Linked DNA regions of Homo sapiens: all the other regions are linked to region 2. Evidence: chromatin contacts called from ENCODE Hi-C or POLR2A ChIA-PET data. All regions are on one chromosome and are shown on one strand. The core of a region is the stretch at or near the end of the contact, and the rest is flanking DNA. Distances in the headings are between cores, read along the strand shown.

Region 1 (3,278 bases), core at 323-2,822, 160 kb after region 2:
AAAAACAAACAAAAAGGGCAAACCCAATAAGCACATAAAAAGATGTTCAACATCTCTAATCATTAAGGACTTCAACTCAAAACTAAATGAGATACCACTTTATATACATTCGGATGACAACTATCAAAAAAAAAAAAGAAAAAAAAAAAAAACCCAGAAACTAACAAGTGTTAGTGAGGATGTACAGAAACTGGAAACTTCATGTACTGCAAAAAACCGTAAAATTGAGCAACTGCTGTAGAAAATAGTTTGTCAGTTCCTTAAAAAGTTAAAACATAGAATTACCGTATGATCCAACAAGTCCACTCCTAGTATATACCCAAAAGAATTAAAAACAGAGACTAAAATAGATATTTGTATACCCATGTTCACAGCAGATTAGTCACAAGAGCCAAAAGGTGGAAACAACTCAAATATCCATCAACAGATAAATGGATAAACAAAATGTGGTATATGTACACAATGGAATATTATTCAGCCTTTAAAAGGAATGAAATCCTGATATGTACTACAACAACGATAAAAGTTGAAGACACTATGTGTAAAATAAACCAGACACAAAAGGACAAATATTGTGTGGTTCTATTTATATGAGGTACCTAGAATAGGCAAATACACAGAGAAAAAAGTAGAAAAGAGGTTACCAGGGGCTGAAGAGATGGAAATTGGGAATTATTGTTTAATGTGTACTGAATTTCTGTTTGGGATTTAAAAAAGAAAGATCTGCAAATAGTGGTGATGGTTATACAACATCATGAATGGGTTGGATGCAGTGGCTCATCTGTAATCCGAGTGCTTTGGGAGGTGGAGGCAGGAGGACTGCTTGAGCCCAGGACTTGAGGCTACAGTAAGCTATGATCATGCCACTGTACTCCAGCCTGGGTGGCAAGACTGCCATCTCTTAAAAAAGAAAACCATCTGTACTTAATACCACTGGGCTGTACTTAATACCACTGGACTGTACACTTAAAAACTGCTGAAATGGCCGGGCGCAGTGGCTCACACCTGTAATCCCAGCACTTTGGGAGGCTGAGGGGGGTGGATCATGAGGTCAGGAGTTCAAGACCATACTGGCCAAGCCAATATGGTGACACCCCATCTCTACTAAAAATACAAAAATTAGCCTGGCGTGGTGGTGCACACCTGTAGTCCCAGCTACTCGGGAGGCTGAGACAGAAGAATCGCCTGAACCCAGGAGGTAGAGGTTGCAGTGAGCCAAGATTGCACCACTGCATTCCAGCCTGGGTGACAGAGCAAGACTCTGTCTCAAAAAAAAAAAAAAAAAAAAAAAAAAAAAAAAAAAAAGGTTAAAATGGTAAAATTTTGTTATGTGTATTTTACCACAATTTTTTTTTTTTAAGTACTAAAGAAGGGCTTGGGCCAGAGGCCTTCTACATTTATCTTGGCAATAGAGCAGTGGCATACATGGAATGAAGCCCAGAGCCAACCAGCCAGTACACACATACTAGACAAACACAGGCAGTTCAACACTGCTGGGCAGGATACACTGTTGCCCTGAGTTTAGGACAAGGGATTTATATCCAAAAATTGCTTCCAAGTCCTCTTAAGGCTTGGCTTCCTGGCTTCCTCTCAAGCACCCCATCTGTCTGCAAGAATAGAAACAGACAGCCTGAACAGCTGAACGAAGTCCAACACCAGGGGCTGCGTGCTGGCAAGCTACTAGTCAGAGGCTGAGGACTTCAGCAGTGCCAAAGCCCTATTCTCACAGGGTCAATGAATCTGCAAAGACACTCATCTTTTTCTCTCCTCCTCTTTAAATCATTTTATTGGGTATAGTATACATAAGAAAGGGCACATCATAAGAAACAATGATTTTCTTTTAAAGTCTATAAAAAATTTATGTTCAGTAATCTCAAGTGCATCTCTCTGTAAGTTGAGAGTTTTAAAAATAAAATTACTTCAGCACAAACAACATCTTCTTAACTGCCAAATGTTAAATGATTTCTTTCATATTTTTCCCCAAGTGGAAGGGGTAATTATAGCTACCAGAAAACTCAAGTTGTATGTTAGACAGTCAACACTGCAATAAGACTGTTTTAACAATGACTAGAATTACCAAATTATGCTAACATAGTCTTACAAGAAAAAACAAGGTGTTACCCCCAATTCCTCACTTTCTCTCATTCTCTACATCCCTTCCAAGTCAACTCAAAGCAACTCACCCATATTCAAAACCTACACTCTACCTGCTCACTTCACTTCCTTAAAATTACCTCTATTTCCATGCCGTTATCTCACCTGGACCACTGTGAGAGCCCAGTAAGTGGCCTCCTGCTTTCACTTTTTTCCCCCTACAATACTGATTTTTATTAGTTATCCCTAGGTTTGACAAACAAGTTTTGGAACATATTATAATAAAAAAAGTTTTTAAAGGAAGGGACCTGTCATAAATGAGAAACAGAGATGGAAATGTGGAATGGAGATTGTGAGAAGTCCATGTAAACTCATTTCTACTATTTTTTGGAGTGGAATATTAATATTGGCTCCATTCATTTCTGAATACCTCATCTTATTAAGAGAATGAAGGATAACAGTTTTTCTTTTTGTTGTTTTGTATTTTTTTTTTCCTTGAAATCCCATTTACCTAATTAACATCACATGGAGGTTTCAAGGAAAAAGAGAATTGCTTTTAATGTGCAGAAAAGCAATTCCAACCTTAGTGATATTTTCCCCCTGGGATCTCAGTATCCCAGTACTGAGATCCCAGAAATCCATTCTCCATAGGTGAATCAAGGCAATCCTATTAGAATATAAGTCACATCACATCTTTCCTTGTTTAAAACCCTCTAATGGCTTCCCATTACACTTAAAATTCTTAACAAGGCTAATTTCTTGCCTTGGTTGCTCCCTCTGCCTGTATTTTGTGCCCCCAGATCTTCCTGGGGCTGCCTCCTTCTTGTCATTCAAAGCTCAGCTCACCTCAGAGAAGAAATCTTCCTTCACTCAAATTAAAGTAAAGCCACTTACTTTGAGATGGGGTCTGGGCATCTTAATTTCTTTTTAAGCTCCTCAGATGAGTCTGACATATAGTGATGCTTTGAATCACTAGCTAAGTGAATCTTCCTTTTGCTTATAATAGCTTTTCTGCCAATTTACTTCTTGCTACTTCTTACTGACAGCGGGCTGAAAAAATGGAAAATCAACATTGTGGGAGGTGGTGAGAAAGAAATGGCAATCACTAGGGACTTGTACTAAATCACTGCCAAAGGGGCCGGGTGCGGTGGCTCACTCCTGTAATCCCAGCACTTTGGGAGGCC
Region 2 (3,626 bases), core at 625-3,124:
GGCTGGAGTACAGTGGCATGATCGTGGCTCACTGCAGTCTCAAACTCCTGCGCTCAAATCATCCTCCCGCCTCAGCCTCCTAAGTAGCTAGGACTACAGGCACATGCCAAGATGCCCACTTAATTCTTTAATTTTTTTGTAAAGACAGAGTCTTGCTAAGTTGCCTAGGCTGGTCTCAAACTCCTGGGCTCAAGCAATTTTCCTGCCTTAGCCTCCAAAAGCACTGAAAATTTTGATTTTTCAGGCACAAGCACCATCCCTGGCCTGAAAGTCATTTTTTAATCGTCGTAGGGAGCCCAGGAGTTGAGTCTGCAGTGAGCCATGATCATGCCACTGCACTCCACCCTGGGCAACAGAGTGAGACCATGTCTCTAAAAAACAAAACAAAAGAAAACCAAAAATGTAGCGGGGGTGGGACAATGTGTTCTCTTTTCCAAATGTATTTATCATTTTTATAATCAGGAAACTTTCTTAATTTTTTCTTTAATGAGAGAGTAGGTGGTTGAGGAGGAAGAGTTAAGGAGAAACAGGCTATCTGCCAGTGTGACCAGCAACCACTTAGAAGCAGAATGTGCCAGATGAAAACTAGGTAGGGCTCGCAGGGAAATCAGTTATTCGTCCCTTCCCCTCTTGTTTTCTTTTGGTTTGTAGATTATTGGTTTGGCTTAAAGGTGATTTTCCGTGCAAAGCAGCAATTGCATAGGGAAGACATTGCATTTTCCTTAATCTGGTGAGATAGGAGACCAAAGTGGGGAAGGAGATGAAAAATGGACACTGAAGGATGGGGTGAAGCCAGGGGACTTTGAAAGAACCATTTGTAGCTGGGCACGGTGGCTCACGCCTGTAATCCCAGCACTTTGGGAGGCCAAGGCAGGTGGATCACAAGGTCAGGAGTTCAAGACCAGCCCGGCCAATATGGCGAAACCCTGTCTCTACTAAAAATACAAAAATTAACCAGGCATGGTGGCAGATGCCTGTAGTCCCAGCTACTTGGGAGGCTGAGGCAGGAGAATCGCTTGAACCTGGGAGGCGGGGGTTGCAGTGAGCCAAGATCGTGCCACTGTACTCCAGCCTGGGTGACAGAGTGAGACTCCATCTCAAAAAAAAAAAAAAAAAAAAAAAAAAGAACCATTTCAGTGCAGTGTTGTCTGAGTACCTGTTACGAGCAAGACAGAGAAGAATGGAACGTGGTCCTTGTCCTTAAAATGTGTGACTGATTCACTGCTCTAGCTTCTAACACCCACCATGGTGCCTGCTGGACAAAAGGGGCTCAGTCTTTCCTGAATGGGAGAATGGGATGCCCATTCTTGAAAAGATTCAGCACATCCTTTCAATTGAGAAAAGTTCTCACATGCTTTTCCTTGACATTCTTAGATACATTAGTCCCAACAGGTGCCGTCTGTTCCAAGATGTCAGGCCTCACAGTACCAAAGAGCCACCATTTCCCCTCTCCTGGTACCCAGCACTGCACAGTTGGCCATTCCATTAGCTGGCTGTCTCTCAAATTCCCAGGCGCTGGGAGAAGACCCAGACCCTAGCAGAGGGTCAACAAGGTGCTCCGAAACTGCCAAGTCTTCAAGTCTAAAGTCGAACATGCCATTCTGGCCATAAGGAGACACCAGAGACAGTTTTTCCTCAGTTTAGTGGCAACATCCAGGTCTGGCTGATGCATTGTGGTGTCGGAGGCCAAAAGCTGTTCTCATTTTGCTTCCACAAGTCGCTTTTGGGTTCCAGAAAGAGAAAGTCATAACCTCTACAACTTGGAATACAACATTCCAAAACAGCTGAAGAGTGCTTGGCAACTTTCTCCGACAAAGTTAATTAAAACCTTCCCCTCCCCCAGGGGTCAGCGCCTACCGTTCATGGAGAACCTTCAAGATGCTCTCCAGCTAAGTCTCTGGACTTAAGAATTTGATTTGGAAAACTGCCATGGAACTCCTCAGAAATTCTAAGCCAGAAAAGTCCAAAGGCCTTCCTACTAGCAGCTTTTACTATGGTTCATAGCTCATTTTCAGCCAAAGGAATTCAATTCCCCACATCCAGCCAGGAGGAAAACATCTCTGTGGTACACAGTACTGGAGTACCATGTGCACCACCAGAAAGGCCAGCTTGGCTCTGGGAAGAATCGATGACATCATTCTCTCCATGCAATGTCAATGAGCTTGTGTCACTGAAACAGAATAAGCAGGTCACCATAGTACAAAGGCAGCACCTCCCTTACTCTCCTGCTGCTGTTTCTTAGGGCAAGAAATTCAGCTTTGCCTCACCTTGGCTTGGCCACACAGAGCTGGGAGGCATTTCAGGAGAAAGGAGCCATTGTCCCCAGCAGGATGTGCACCTTGCCAGCCTGTCTCCTTGTCATCCCAAACACAGGTTGGCTTCTCTGCCTATGGATCAACAATGTCCTTCTCAACAAATGTCAAGTGTCTTGGTGCTTTAAAAGATTCCTATGACAGATGTGATTGAGGTATCCAATTTTTAGCTTTGGGGTTATTTTGCCCAGTCTAATTTAATGTCAACTGAGTGGCTGAATTCCATGAAATGATGCCATATGCTACTGGAAAACCAGTGTAAGTCCTAGGTCCCTGGCCTCCAGGAGCTTATCATCTCCTAGTAGGGGGCTCTGAGCATGTCAGCTTTGGGCTCTGCCATGCCCAGTATCTCCTACAGAGGGGGGAAACTACCCCATCTATAGCCCCCTGCTCAGAGATAGCACCAAACTATTCTACGCCCAGGAATGGCCACTGATTGGGCCAGGACCAAGGGGGCCAGCTCAAGGACCACCCCACATAGACTAGGTAGTGAGCTCAAATGAGGCTGGCATGGATAGATGAGCTGGGCCACATTTATGGAAATTGCAGCCGGAAGCTGGGTGTATGTGGAGGAGGCAGAGGGTCAGATGCATGGGTAGCAGCTGGGTCACATGAAGGGCCAAGTGCTGGAGAGAAACTCCTGTGACCTGGCTTTACCACCATTCCTGCCTTTCCTGAGACCCAGTGTTTTTCTTTTTCTGGGTTCTTCTGTATATGCACCCTTTCAATATTCACACCTTAACGTACGCCAACAAGTACATGTCACCATTATCACCACTAATAAGTGTAACCAGAGACCATAGTCCTTCCTGACAGGCAGAAAGAAGATAAGAGAAGTCATGCGATAACTACAGTACAAGCTGGAGAGCTGTGATCTTACACCTTCAGTCTGGATATGGTTTGAAGCTTGCTGGGGCCTGACGCAGCCACAAGAATTGTGAGCCATGAGGGCTGCATTTTTACCACTGTATCTCCTAGTTCAGTGCCTGTCTGGTGATCAGTAAGTGCTGGGTGATCAATAGCTTGGTGATCAATAAGTCCTGGCTGATCAATAGCTTGGTGATCAATAAGTGCTGGCTGATCAAATAGCTTGGTGATCAGTAAGTGCTGGCTGATCAATAGGTTGGTGATCCATAAGTATTGGCTGATCAATAGCTTGGTGATCAATAGTACTGGTTGATCAAATAGCTTGGTGATCAATAAGTGCTGGCTGAGTGATTGAATAGACTGGGAACCAAAAAGATTATTTAAGGTTCAGTGTTGGCCATCTTCTGTGTGTCACCATCTCCCTGCTGTTCCCTGCCCTGGGAGGCT
Region 3 (3,555 bases), core at 206-2,705, 230 kb before region 2:
TTTTCTAAGACTTTTGCAGTTGGGGAACAAATCTCCAGGGAAGGGGCAGGGCCTCGGGCTAATTCCAGTACAGTAGGATCAGGGCCATGAAAACATCACACAAAGGAAACTTCAAAGCTCTTCCCCAGTCTGAATGGGCAGGGCCTGCTGAGAGGTCAGATGTTAACCTGATCCAAATGCCCTCTTGCTTTCAGGTGCCCCTCGCAGGCCTGCACACCCCTAGGGGATCCACCCTCTCCCAGGTCAGAATTCCACAGGGCCCTGAAGCTTCCTTACGCAGTGCTCCCCATCCCTGTGCTTGAAGCAAAGCCAGGGAGGGCAGAGCCCAGAAGTTGGGATCTGGTTCTGACTGTTCTCTGGCCTTAGGAGTAGAGGCCAATTTCATCTCTGCAAAGTGAGGCTGGGGCTGAGGAATGAAATTACACCTTCATCCCGCTCAGTCCTGCCTCATCCCCAAACCTTGCCAAACCCTGACACAGCTACTTTGCAGGGAGTGGTGAGAATTAGGAATGCTGCAAGGTCACTTAGGGTGATCATTAGGACAGTCATTAATTTCTGAGGCCTAAGAGTGACTAATTTATCTCTGATAGACACAGGGATCAAAGGAGAGTATTTATGGCTTAGAAACAAACCTCCCATTCTTTCCCCTGCTATAATAAATAATAAAAAGCTCCCAGGCCTCCCTCCCTTGTCCATCTCTTCCCTGCCCCTTCCTCTCTGTCTTAACTGTCCCTGCACAAAAATTAACCCTACTCTTGCTTCTCTGTACTCTTCCCCTTCCTTCTGTAAGAACCAGAGAGGGGAAGAGAATTAGCTGGCCCTGAGAGCTTCAGCTGCAACTGTGCTGTGGAGTGAGGGGTGCTGATCCCAGGGGAGGACATAAGCCAGGCCAAGAGTGGGCTCTCCCTGGGCATTTACCATGTTTACTTTCCTAAGTATGTATACCAGGGCCTGGTTAGGCTAGAAAGCAGACTGTCACCAGGTTTATTAGCTGTGTGACCTTGAGCAAGCTACTTTTTTAAAGCCTCAGTTTCCCAATCTATAAAAGAAGGATAATAATAGCATCACAGACTGGCTTATGAGAATGACATAAGATAAAATATATAAAGTGCTCAGCACAGAGCCTGATGCAAAATAATGGCCACCACATTTACCAGGACCTCAACATCCTTATTTTATTTCCAAGAACTTGAGGCTGCAGTACAAACTGAGTCCTTCACTTTCTGTTGTAGCCTCTGGGAGACGCCAAAGTGAGGATGGGTGTGGCCCTCCAAGGACGCTGGACCCCTGCTGTAACAAGACACAGATCACACGGGAGGGGTTCTCAGCCTTAAGGATGCCGTGAGGTGGGCCTAGATCATGGCTTCTCACCGCCGCACTACTGACAGACCATTCTTTGTGGTGAGGCTTTGTTCTGTGCATTGTAGGCTGTTTCGCAGCATCTCCGGCCTCTGTTCACTAGATGCCAGTAGCAGCCTTCTAGTCATGACTATCAAAAATGCCTTTAGACATTGTCAGATGTCTTCTGGGGGACAAAACTGCCCTTAGTTGAGGGGCACTGGTCCAGGAAGGTGGGAAACATAGGGGCAAACCTGGCAGGGGTGAGGAAGCAGGTATGAGCCTGCGCACAAGAGCCCCTCCTACCCTGGGCAGGGCTCAGGCAGACCCTCAGCTGACTGTGGAGATTGGCCCTGGAAGACGAAGTTCTCTCTAGTAAGGCCATGGCCTTGCTTCCTCAAGAGCTGATGCCCTGCTTGGACATGGACCCCTGGATTCCCCCCAGCCCAAACCAACATACACAACCCTGTCCAGCCCCAGGAGTGCTGGCCAAGAAACAGTGCCCTGGTGGCACAGAATGCTCACTAAATGGACCCTGGGTCCATTCTCATCTCAGGGCAGAGCATGGAGCCAGGCTGGCCCTGCCACTCATGCACTGTGTGGCCTTGGGCAAATTGTTTCACCTCTCTGTGCCCCAGGATCCTTATCTGTAAAAATACCTTCCTAGGCAGGTTGTTGTGAGGATTAAATGACTTCATATTTCTAACATACTTAGAAGAGAGCCTGACTCATAGCAAGCACTAAGTGTTTGTTAAAGAAGCCAAAACCCAAAAAGAAGCTGCTGCAGACCAGGCGATGATGCAGCGTTGTGTATGTCAGAGGGTGCCTCAGCTATGACCTAAGGTCCAGGAGCTGTGTTTCCAAGGGCCTCTGGCCATTTGTATCTGGGTGTGGTGGGTGTATCTGGGGTCCCTGCAGCATCTCCCCTATTGGAGGTGGTTGTTCTTAGGAAAGTTCATTTTGACCAGAGAGAATACTCAGTGCAGTGGGCTCCAGAACTTCTCACTTGACAGCCCCTGGGAATTTCTTTGACTTGAGGGTGCTGGGAGAAAAGTCTTTTCCTCTACCAACTTAGGTTTGAGGAGGGGGTTTGTGAAATGACTCACAATAGACATACGAACGGGAAAAAAGACGAGGTCTATTCATATGTGGGAGCACTCGGTAATAAGTACCTTGCTGTACAGCCAGAGGTAAAGGTTTAAATACCAACTTAGCAAAAGGGAGGCAATGACAGCTTCGGAGGCTGGAAGGGTCTGATGGGGCTTGTTTACATAGTGTTTGGGAATGTACCAGTGCCCAAGGCCAGTCACCTCCCTGACTGGAGACCTCTGGGGGTGGAGATGAGGAGAAAACTCTGTTTTAGCCAGGTAGGGGTTCACTGGTGATTTCTTTTTTTTTTTTTTTCTTTTCCTTTTCCTTCTTTTATTCTCAGACCTCACAGGGATGGATCTTTTTCTTCCCTTTTTTCTTATTTTTCTTTTCTCACCCTCCCCCAATTCAGATTTCTTTTTGCATCTATTGTTGAAGCATCTGTTGTTGGATTTTGGTTGCTTAAAGGGAAGTACCTTCAATTTGCTGGGAAGAGAGAAGGAGCGAGGGAAGGAGCTGTTGAGTGAGCTGCTGTGATCTTTTGGGAACCCTAATATTTCCTGTCTGGCAGAGGAGGCAAAACCCCAGTCCAGAAGCCTCCCCAAACACGCAGTGGGAAAAACCACTTAGAGTTGCCAAGTGCTTTGCATGAGTTATCTATTGCTATGTAACAAATTGCCCTGAAACAGCAGCCTCAACAGCAAAACGTGTGTCATCTCTAATGGTAACTTAGAGTCAGGAATTTGGACGCGACTAAGGTGAGTTGTTCTGGTTCAGGGTCTCTCATGAGGTTGCGGTCAAGATATTAAGCAGAGCTGCTGTCACGTGAGGGCTTGATATGAGGCGGGAGGATTCACGTCCAAGATGGGTCCTCACATGGCTGTTGGCAGGAGGCGTCAGTTCCTCACCTCTGGGACCTCTGAGAGGGCTGCGTGAACATCCTTACAACACAGCAGCTGGCTTCCATAGTGAGCAGCCCAAGGCAGAAACTAATGCAGGCTAATCACCGTGTCTTTCTTAAGCTAGCCTCGAAGGCATATGCCATCACTTCTGCTGTACTTGTGGGCCATGCAGACCGACCCTGATGCAATGTGGCAGGAGACCATTCAAGGGCCTGAAAACCAGGAG

What was found. A loop is a pair of places that touch in the nucleus more often than their neighbours do. ChIA-PET counts read pairs that join two places held with the same protein, here RNA polymerase II (POLR2A). Pooled maps may share reads with other maps.
Region 1: a map of tibial artery shows a loop between it and region 2 (2.4-fold over the local background). The contact joins two enhancer-like sites. A Hi-C loop is called at or near these places in 8 of 168 maps with a recorded cell type or tissue (heart left ventricle, heart right ventricle, left cardiac atrium and 2 more) and 9 of 50 pooled maps. POLR2A ChIA-PET finds 5 or more read pairs at or near these places in 3 of 52 experiments (OCI-LY7, activated T-cell and activated naive CD4-positive, alpha-beta T cell).
Region 3: a loop to region 2 is called in a map of esophagus squamous epithelium, with 2.5 times the contacts of the local background. The contact joins two enhancer-like sites. A Hi-C loop is called at or near these places in 3 of 168 maps with a recorded cell type or tissue (CD4-positive, alpha-beta T cell, esophagus squamous epithelium and testis). POLR2A ChIA-PET finds 5 or more read pairs at or near these places in 2 of 52 experiments (H1 and activated T-cell).

What each region holds. Positions count from the first base shown.
Region 1 is chr2:62,012,570-62,015,847 of GRCh38, reverse strand. The region is part of intron 2 of COMMD1 (copper metabolism domain containing 1); the gene reads right to left. Among named protein-coding and RNA genes, the nearest start is that of COMMD1, 110 kb to the right of the region's middle. Within about 2 kb of position 1,572, at least 14 of the 41 ENCODE cell types and tissues checked have a DNase peak (open chromatin) inside an H3K27ac peak, as active enhancers do; they include heart right ventricle and tibial artery, where a contact is called at or near this core.
Region 2 is chr2:62,177,364-62,180,989 of GRCh38, reverse strand. No RefSeq gene overlaps it. Among named protein-coding and RNA genes, the nearest start is that of B3GNT2, 17 kb to the left of the region's middle. Within about 2 kb of position 1,874, at least 10 of the 41 ENCODE cell types and tissues checked have a DNase peak (open chromatin) inside an H3K27ac peak, as active enhancers do; they include heart right ventricle and tibial artery, where a contact is called at or near this core.
Region 3 is chr2:62,408,116-62,411,670 of GRCh38, reverse strand. No RefSeq gene overlaps it. Among named protein-coding and RNA genes, the nearest start is that of TMEM17, 96 kb to the left of the region's middle. RefSeq lists enhancers at 1-697, 1,629-1,708, 1,949-2,038, 3,514-3,555. Within about 2 kb of position 1,455, at least 26 of the 41 ENCODE cell types and tissues checked have a DNase peak (open chromatin) inside an H3K27ac peak, as active enhancers do.